Linked DNA regions of Mus musculus: region 1 is linked to region 2. Evidence: chromatin contacts called from ENCODE Hi-C or POLR2A ChIA-PET data. All regions are on one chromosome and are shown on one strand. The core of a region is the stretch at or near the end of the contact, and the rest is flanking DNA. Distances in the headings are between cores, read along the strand shown.

Region 1 (4,477 bases), core at 234-2,733, 69 kb before region 2:
GCTGTGTAAGCAGTGATTTCAATAAACTTTGATTTATTATGAAGACTAACTACCTTAGTCACCTCCAAAGTTCCCTGCTGCTATCAGAAACTGACTCAAGGAAGTGCAGCTGTAACATCTTACTGTCCCAACAGCATCCTACAATGCGCAGCGAATAAACTTGGAATACTTGTGTAAAGATCAAGGAAGTATCAAAACATTCAAAGACACAGCAAAAGGGCTCTCACATTGAGAGTGGAGAAACTGTGTATTCCTTAGTAGTTCAAGTCAACCATGAGCAAGTCATCTCAGTGGAAGAAAAGCAGAAGCACAAGACAAACATGATGGAAACTTTACTAATGTGCCTGTACTTTTAAAATTACATGGAAGTGAGCAATGTACAGGGCAGCAGGACAGTGAAATGGTGTGACATTTCCGGAGACCATGCAGGCACAAGGATCATGGGCTAGCCCACTGGAAGTGTATGGGCATGTCTCCTCACTTCTTGTAAGTGAAAACTACGTATCTGAACAAAGTTTATTTCTAAGCAAATCCAGTCATCCCACAAAATTCAAAAGACATACAAACCAAGCAATAATTATTAAGCATTTACCAGGGCAACAATGAAAGTATGCCTGTCTTTGCTTGCCTGGGGATCTGCTGAAAAGAACCATTCAGAGATCCAGGCTGGTACATCCAAGCTCCTGCCAAGTCTCTTGCCAACTGAACTCAGCACTCTAGAACAAAGCCAGTTTTCCTCCTTGCAAAACCCAGTGTCCCACTTCTGCAGTAGTAATGCACATGTACCCAGACCAAAACACTGCAAAGTCTCAATCACTTCCACTCAGCCCTCTTTGTCACATACAGCCACCTAACCACTTCTTGCACATTTTTTCCTGTAAGTCTGCATGCAACCCTTCCACTCTTAAAGGGCCCATACCCAGGTTCTTGACCTTGGTCCCCCATGTCCAACTCAGCTACAGCAATAGCCACCTTGCTCCTTTTTCTGTCTCTAGCCTCCTTCCCTACGAGGAGTTACTGCAGCTATATTCAATTCACTTTAAAGGCTGGGATGTTCTCTAATTCATTTTCAATCCTTGAAGCTATTAAAACATAATATAATGGCTTTCTGAGGGTTGTGGGTCATGTACTGACCCACATTATGGAGCGTTATAGATTTCCAAGACTTAATTCTTCTTGCAATAAGTCTTATTTCAATACTTGGGAATGTCACATAACTTGTCCTGCCTTATCACAAAGCAAATAATTTATTTGCTTTGTGATAAGGCAGGACATATTTTAATCGCCTTGGATCATCATTGTAAGAGCACACGAGAATACAGTAAATTGTATTCATAAAAAGGCTCATGGAAATGACTGGAGTCAGGCTGGCTGTCGTCCATATCATGATTTCTACTTCTCCCATTTTTGGATTACTTAGAAACCTCTTCTGCTTAGCATCTTGGATTAAAGTTATTCTTGAGAGTGATAAGACTCTTGAAACCAAACACCATATGTATTAGTTTTCTCACTGTTGCAACAAAATGCCTGACAAAAGCCGCCTAGGAAGAAGGGATTTACCTTGGCTCACAAGAAACAGACATCACAGTAGGGTGGCGTGGTAGTGGGGAAAGGCATCTGGGCACATTGCATCCACTGCCAGGAAGGAAGCAGAGGGAGGTGAAGCTTGCGGCTCAGCCAAGACCCCAGCCTGTGGAAACATACTTGTCAATATTTAGGGTGGGTCTTCCCTCCTCAATGTAATCTAAAGACGAGCCCAGCCAGGTTTGTCTCAAATTCTAGATCCTATCAAGTTGACAGATTAGCCATCACAGTGAACAAATAATATATGTATATATCTACCTTTACATTTATAAAGTCTTGCCTTTAAAATTTCTCTGACAGTTGGTGGAAGGTAGTGGCCCTCTTTACGCACTCTGCATTTCCTATCATCCCCGGACACGGTTTCATCGTATTTTATTTAATTCATGAACTCACCAGCCTCATAGAGATTTTTCTTTTAAAATTAACTGGTAAACACATACTTTCAAACAAGATTGTAACCATAATAAACAACGTATGGAGCTCAGTGAATTTGTTGCTATGGAAAGTAACAAAGGTTTGTGAGCTCATTTTTCTTATATCTAGGTGCGCATTTGTCTACTAATGGAGATGGATATAAAACTGGCCTTTCACGTGTAGTTTTAAACCACTTGCCTTTATTAGTCACAATTAAAAGACTCTATCAGGAATCTGTAGGATAAAGAAACAAAGCCAGACAAAACAGGTGCTTGAAACAAAAGCTTTGGGACCTACAGACTATGACTTGAGAATGTAGATGGTCAGGTGCTGGTAAATCCCTAGTGAAGGACAGAGGGGGACTGTCCCCACCTTCTCATGCTGGGCTTTCCACCTGCACCTACCCACACCATCCCACACGATCAGAGAACAGTAAGACCAACGTTCTCCTAGGTACCCTACCTCTCCAAAAACCTTTGAAAAACAGACTAAAAATTCTAATAAGTTATTTTGAAAATCCAGGATATATTTGGTTCTACAAAAACAAAAATATTGTCTTTACTTTCCCTCAAAACCAACTTGATGCCCTGAGATTGATACAGCTACACATATAAACACAAAGTTATCTATGATTTTTCTTTTATGACATAATTCTACAATTCTCAGGACAACAATACCCTCTAACCACATGGAAACATTTACTGGAAATGTTTATTTCCATGCAAACAACAAAAAGTCATCTTTTTTTTTCATTCAAATTTAAGAGTAAAACTACTACATAGCAGACACCAGTCTTTCTTCATTATTCACCGTGTTCCCCCACTCCCCAGAGGGGCTCATTTGACATGGTAACAGTGTGGCTCTCTCTGTCTGGCTCTCTGCCTTGACCCAAAACCTTGACGTGCCTTTGTTTAATGTAGCTTTATGGGTTTCTCTGAGACAATATCAACATCTCCAGAGCTGGGAATAAAACAAGCTACCTCTCTAGCAGGTAAAGCTGGTTTGTTTCTCACTCTTCCATTGTTTGCTTCCACCAAGATAGACGGGTCTGGTAGAACTGGTTCCCATCACAGAAAATAATGGAGGTCAAAAAACAATATCACACAAATAGATAAAAATACATATATAAATAAGATATAAGAAACTCTGCATACAATTACACACGCTAGCAAGGGGAAAGAATAATATGTGACATTTCAAATTTTCAAATAATTTTAATGGACTATAGTTTTTTCTGAAGATTGGAGCAGTTTATAAACACATACAATAACTAAAGGCAAATGAGACAGGTAGATAATAGTGGCAGTGTATAAGATTTTCCAATAGTTCTACTTGCCTATATGCTACATAGATAAATAAGGCTAGCTACATTTAAAAAAAAAAGTGAACAATCTAATCTCAAAACAAACAAAAAAGGGAGAGGGATATTCTCTTAAAATAAATACAGTCCTAGATTTTCCATTCACTAGGGAAAAAAAAAAAAAAAAAAAAAAAACCATACCTTAGCAAGCATTTGTGCCTTTAAATATGTAAAACGGAACAAGTAGCCTAGATGGCATGTCTTTAATCTCACTTGGGAGGCAGAGAAATTCCAGGTCAGCCAAGACTACATAGTAAGACCCTATCTTTAATAAAATGGAAAGGGAGGGAGGGAGGGAGGGAGAGAGGGAGGGAGAGATGTTTTAACTATAATTTATGATGACACTCCTAGGAAAGAACTGATGCTAAGATTTTACATTTGGCTTTTGTGTACACGTGAGCACGTATGGAGGTCAGAGGAGAATATCTATGGAGTCAATCCTCTCTTTTCACCATATGAGCTTTCTGGGGATCAAACTCAGGTCCATCAGCTTGACAGCGGTATCTTTCCTCCCTGAGCCATCTCTCTGGTCCTAAATTGTTTTTATTTTAAAAAATAAAAAGCTTTCACTATACGTGTTTTAAAGGAACACTTGACAGAAATGATGCTGTTATAATGAGCATTCAAAGGCTTTAACCTTTTGCCAGAGAGCACAATTCCACTATAACCTGGGAATGAGGACACTGACTTTATTTTAGACTTGCCTTGATCCTTACTTTGGGACTAGAGATGCACTGCAGGTCCTGCCTTGTCCTGGTTGTCCCTGACAAGTCATCTATCCCACTTCCTGAATTACTGTCTTGGCTTCTTGTATTCCAATTACTTGGCTTATCCAGAAAAATACAAGTGTACCCAAACTACATAGTACCTGGGCAGTATAAGACAGTTCTTCTGGAGTACTTTGAACCAGAAGTTTCTCCACTAGATCTCTGTGACAAATATGTATTGATTTGGTCTCCAGTTAATGGCACTACTTGGAGATGTTCTAGAGATGGAGAGATGGAAGCTAGCTTGACAAAGTAGGATCTTGTGGCTGCCTTGATCTCCCTAGTATCTCCCTAGCCCTCTGTCTTCTGGCTCCACAGCACCGTGCTCTCTGCCACACTCTCTGGGCTCTCT
Region 2 (4,860 bases), core at 2,321-4,820:
TATTAAATTAGGCTTAAAGTAAGTCCAACTTTGCTCATATACCAAAATAGACAACCCCACATCTTTCCAACAGTCAGACACCTTCCTTCTACAACACAAGCACACAGGCTTCAGATTCAAGAATAGGCTGGATAATGTGTGTAGGGCATCCTCATTTTATTAGTTGCTTTTATGAGCATATACACAGACGCCTGCATCTATTTATGCTGTGCTCATAGAAACAAAGCAGTAAATTCAGGAGGTAACAATTACTACTTGTTCATGAACAAACAAAAAGGTTAAAATCACAACATATTTAAGATTTAGCCATAAATCAGATCATTTTTCAATTTAGATGAAAGAAAACAAACTGCTTAAAGCCCACTCAGAATAATTTCAGCACTTCTGAAGACGACCAAAATCTCAGAACTGTGACATCCCAACCTTCCAACAGATATTTATCCTGATCAGCATCCAGTCATGAGCAAAGCAGAGAAAAGCTTCCTCCATCCATTAAAGCATACTCTAATATTACCCATCACATAGTCCTTGTGTTATTCCCATTTCCCTCTATGTGATTAAGAAAGACTGTCATTCTCATCTGAAAATAGTTCCCTTTCCAAGTGTGGTACTATTTGATGCCTCTGAAAAAAAAAAAAAAAGTATTTCACCAGTCACATGAGCCATTGAAGAAAAAGATACAGTTGTTGCTGCTACACTTTTCTATACCAAAAGAAAAAACAAAAAAACAAAAAACATTAAAGAACATATCATCCATTAAGATATTAGTTCCAGGAAAATGCTATTGTATTACAATTTGGTTTTCTTTATAAGGCAAATATTAATCAAAATATCCACTTAAGTTCAAAAAAGCTTCAATAAAACAGTTTATGTTTATGTCCAGGGATGAGGCCTTGCATTATCAACGTAAGTGTTAAAGACTCATTCATTCAAACCAAACTGCAACTAGGGCACATGTTGAACTAAAATGAAAAAACACTAATGTGGAAGAACCAACCACTATGGGAGTCACGAGGTTGTTAGTATATACACCTAAATGTAACACCAAAAGTTTTATTGCTCTTAAGCTAGCTAGCTAAGTTCTGACCACTAAAAACTCTTTCAACCAGAAAATGCAATAACTTACCAAGCTCAAAAACAATAACCAATAGCCCTGTAACTCCACAAATTAGTTCCAGCCAAGAGGAGAAACTGACTGGTCACACCCGTATAGGCACTTGAACAGATACTAAAAATGCTAGAGAGGAGTTCAGGTCATATCAGAAGCAGTAATCACCGACATTATTAAGTCTAGTCTATTTCAAGTATCTGACAATAAAAGCTATAACTCAGAAACAGGCCAATTCATTTTTTTTTTAAGATTCAAACTTGGAAACTGAAATAAAGCAATGAAAGAGGGCAGAAGGTAAGCAGCACCCAAAACAAGGAACATACCCACTTCTCAGGTGTCAATGAGGACTCAGCGAGCAAATACGCACGCGTGGCAGACAGTGGAACAAACAAGAGCATCAGTTGACAAGAACAAAGTTCCCAAGAGGCCCACGCTGCACTTTACTGTCTACGAATGGTAAACTGTGGACAGTTGAATAGAGGAAGGCATCATGGAGCATTTTTTCGTTGGTCATTGTCCTCTGTCTATATTAAAGTGTCAAGGAGTTACCTGGAATCCCAAAACGCCTGCAACCCAACGAACCAGAGCAGAGGCCTGGAGGAAACCACCTTTAAAGTTAGGGACTGGTACCCCTCTAGGGTGTTACCTGTTTCCTGTATTTCCAGGTGACTTTGTCACCTTGTCCACCTGGCTTTCCAACCTCAGGCCTGGACACTCTAAACCTTGCAGATTTCAAGAATGCTCAATTTAGTACTTGCACAGGCGGCATGTGAACAAGCTAGAAAAAGAGTGTCAGACAGACTCACCAGGCCCCTGGAATCATTTATCGATCCCTGCCAAGGTTCGAAGCCATGCATAAACATGCAGGCAACTTCCTTACCTGCATAGAATCGAATGAGACAGCCAATCTCTGAGTCCATGCCTTCCTCCTGCACCCTCCACAGCTCCCCAAATCCCAGTTGGAAGAGGTAGTCATTTTGGATCTGCAATGGCTTCTCGTCCGCCTCCAGGCGCCGGGTAGTCTCTCCATGGAGCTGTACATACAGGGAGGGCGGAGATGTCTTTTGCACGGTCTCCCGTATCCTCCCCGAAGTCGACAGAGGAACGTCCGGAGCTGCGGCTGCCATCGCCTTATCGTCTCCGGGACCCTCGCCCGCTATCACGCCAGTGCTGTCTACGCCCGTCGGGGCTTTCGGCTGCAGTAAAGCCGAGGTCTTCGGGGAAGGCGGCCGAGGCTGCGCGGGGCGGCCGGGGCGGTGGGGCATGGCCGGATCAGCCTCTAACTCCTCCGACGACGACGAGGAGCCGCCGCCGCCGCTGCTGTAGGGGTCCAGCCGGTCTGACACGCTCTCGGCGCTGGGGCTCAGGCTGAAGCTCTCGGTGTCAGAGGCCGGGCGCGGGGCGCGGGGAGGGGACCCGGGGCCGCCCGCGAACAGCTCTCCGGGGCTGGAGTCCGAAGGCGCGGGGCTGATGCGGGGTGCACAGCGCGTCCAGGCGCCCCCGGGCAGCGGCAGATCGGCGGGAGGCGCGCGCGCAGGGCCCCGGACAGCACCAACAGTGCCGCTCGAGGGCGGTGGCTCCACGTCCCTTCCGTGCTCTCCGTCCAGGGTCTGATCGCTGGCGGCAGGGGCGGCGGCGGGAGGCGGCCCGTAGCCCAGCACCTTCACCACCCCGCCGCCTTTGTGGCCCAGCTGCAGAAGCCGGGCCGCCACCTCGGCGGCCGTGGTGTCCAGCGTGCAGAGCACTGGGCGCAGGTAGGACGAGGCCATGTGGCGGTCAAAGACGTGCACACAGCCCCGCTGGAGCTGGTGCCTCACCCAGTCCCTGTCCGACGGCTGCAGCTGAAGCAGCTGCCGGTGCTTCAGGAGCAGCGTCTTCCTGTCCAGGCTCCGGGTGCACAGCGACGCCGAGGCCGAGCAGGACGCCGGGAGGCCGCCAGCGGCCGAAGACGCCGAGGACGGCGACGAGGACGACGAGGCGGCGGCGGCGGCCGACAGATTCCTCTTCAGCCGCCCTCTCTTCAGCAGCAGCGAGTTGGCGCCGCCGCCGGCCGCGGGCACCGGAGCGGCCCCACCGGCCGCGGGCTGGGGAGCTCCCCGCCGCCGCCTGCGCCCGGTGCCTCCGGCGCGGCCGGGCAGCGGCCCCGGCGGCGCCTCGCAGGGGGCCTCCTCTCGCGCCGCGCCGCCGTTCCCGCCGCTCGGGGCCGCCGCGCTCAGCGCGGGATCCGGACACCGGCCGCCCTCGGCCGCCGCCGCCGCCAGGGCTTGGTCCTCACCCGTGGGGTCCGCGAGTCGCTGTGCCGGGGCTGCAGCGGCGGGCTCCATCGTAGCGGGGCTTCACGTCGCTCCCCCAGCTCCGGAGGCAGCGGAGGAGGAGGAGGTGAGGCGAAGGTGGGAGACGGCGGCGGCGGCGGCGCGAAGAGAACGGAGACGCCGATGGCGTTCGGCGCGGCCGCTCCAGAGGATTATGTGGCGATCCGGAGCATTCCGTCGGTGTCTCGGTGTTCCATCCCGCGCGCCGCCCGCCCGTTTCGCCGCCACCGCCCCCCCACACACACCCTCCCCGCGGGTCGCGGGCTCCCCAGCGCCAGGCCCCGCCCGCTGCTGGACAGCCTCAGCTCCCGGGAGCTGCGGCCCGAGCTCGCCTCATGAATATTAATGAAGCGCGGGAAGGCGGGCGGTGGCGGGGCGGAGTTGATCATGAATATGCATCGTTAGCATGACGACATTTCTGCGGAGAGCGGGAGGCTGGGGGCGGGGCCTCAGGGTAAACAAACGTGACGCGTGCGTACGGGGGTGGGGCGGAGCTGTTTCCCAGGAGGTTTGTCCTCGCCATAGAGGAGAGGTGGCGAGAGGGGCTCGCGTTGCACAGTGGGGGTTGTAGTTCATCTTCGTGTCGAGGATACCCAGAAGAGACCAACAGCGAACTACAAGGCCCAGATATCATCAAATTCTGCCCACCCTCTCCTCCAGCTTCTGGCCCTTGTTGGTGGGTATTGTGCCCTCTGCCGTTGAACTCTGTGTCCTGTGAACGTTTTTCATTAACTTGATCCTCTCCTGCTTGCCAGATGAGTTTTATTTTCCTGGCTAATTGAAATTGAGAGTTTTTAGGAACTCTAAACTCTAGGTAAGGCCTTTGTATGAGACAAAAATACATACACAGTTCACAGGATCGCTGGCCCCGTCTTCCTGACTTTTTCCGCACTTTTTTCAAGGCCCATGAAAGCTAGCAGTGTTTGCACTCAAATTAAACCCATTTACTCCCTCCCCTATTAGGACAGAAATAGCTAAGGACCTGCTTGGAGCCTTGTATCCCGTTGGTTTTAAGCTTAAAAGAAGCTTAACGACACAAAGCAGTGGACGAAGGAAGAAATATTAAAATGGAGTCATAGTGGGATAGGAGATAGACTTGCTTTCTCTTGGTTCTTTCTGGATTTTTCTTTCCGCACTCGGGGCCGGGTAGAAAGGGTGAATGAGACAAGGTTTCCCAGTCTAGTCTGTTCTCCATACTTCCGTCCACAAACTGCTCACCACCTACGCTCTACCTATGTTGTATGGGTGTTTACTGTTACATTGTATGATCTATAAACATTTTTTTATTGGTTGAACCAAGCTGGTTTAGGGCAATTAACTATTTGAAATAATTTGATAAACGTTGGTCATTGAGTTGCCACTCTCATGATGGCATTGCAGATGTAGACACTAATTAAAAGTCTTTTTCCGGAGTTAGAGGGCTCAGCAGCTAAGAGC

Evidence for each region. A loop is a pair of places that touch in the nucleus more often than their neighbours do. ChIA-PET counts read pairs that join two places held with the same protein, here RNA polymerase II (POLR2A).
Region 1: a map of left cerebral cortex shows a loop between it and region 2 (5-fold over the local background). The contact joins the enhancer-like site here to the promoter of Phlpp1 in region 2. A Hi-C loop is called at or near these places in 9 of 37 maps with a recorded cell type or tissue (heart and left cerebral cortex). POLR2A ChIA-PET finds 5 or more read pairs at or near these places in 1 of 5 experiments (Patski).

What each region holds. Positions count from the first base shown.
Region 1 is chr1:106,237,465-106,241,941 of GRCm38, reverse strand. All of the region lies in intron 1 of Phlpp1 (PH domain and leucine rich repeat protein phosphatase 1), which reads right to left. Among named protein-coding and RNA genes, the nearest start is that of Phlpp1, 68 kb to the right of the region's middle. Within about 2 kb of position 1,483, at least 2 of the 3 ENCODE cell types and tissues checked have a DNase peak (open chromatin) inside an H3K27ac peak, as active enhancers do; they include left cerebral cortex, where a contact is called at or near this core.
Region 2 is chr1:106,170,579-106,175,438 of GRCm38, reverse strand. Phlpp1 (PH domain and leucine rich repeat protein phosphatase 1) reads right to left here and starts at 3,570. Exons shown (of 17, transcript NM_133821.3): 1 at 1,992-3,570. The coding sequence starts at 3,435. Gm20753 (predicted gene, 20753) reads left to right here and starts at 3,915. Exons shown (of 3, transcript NR_040630.1): 1 at 3,915-4,099.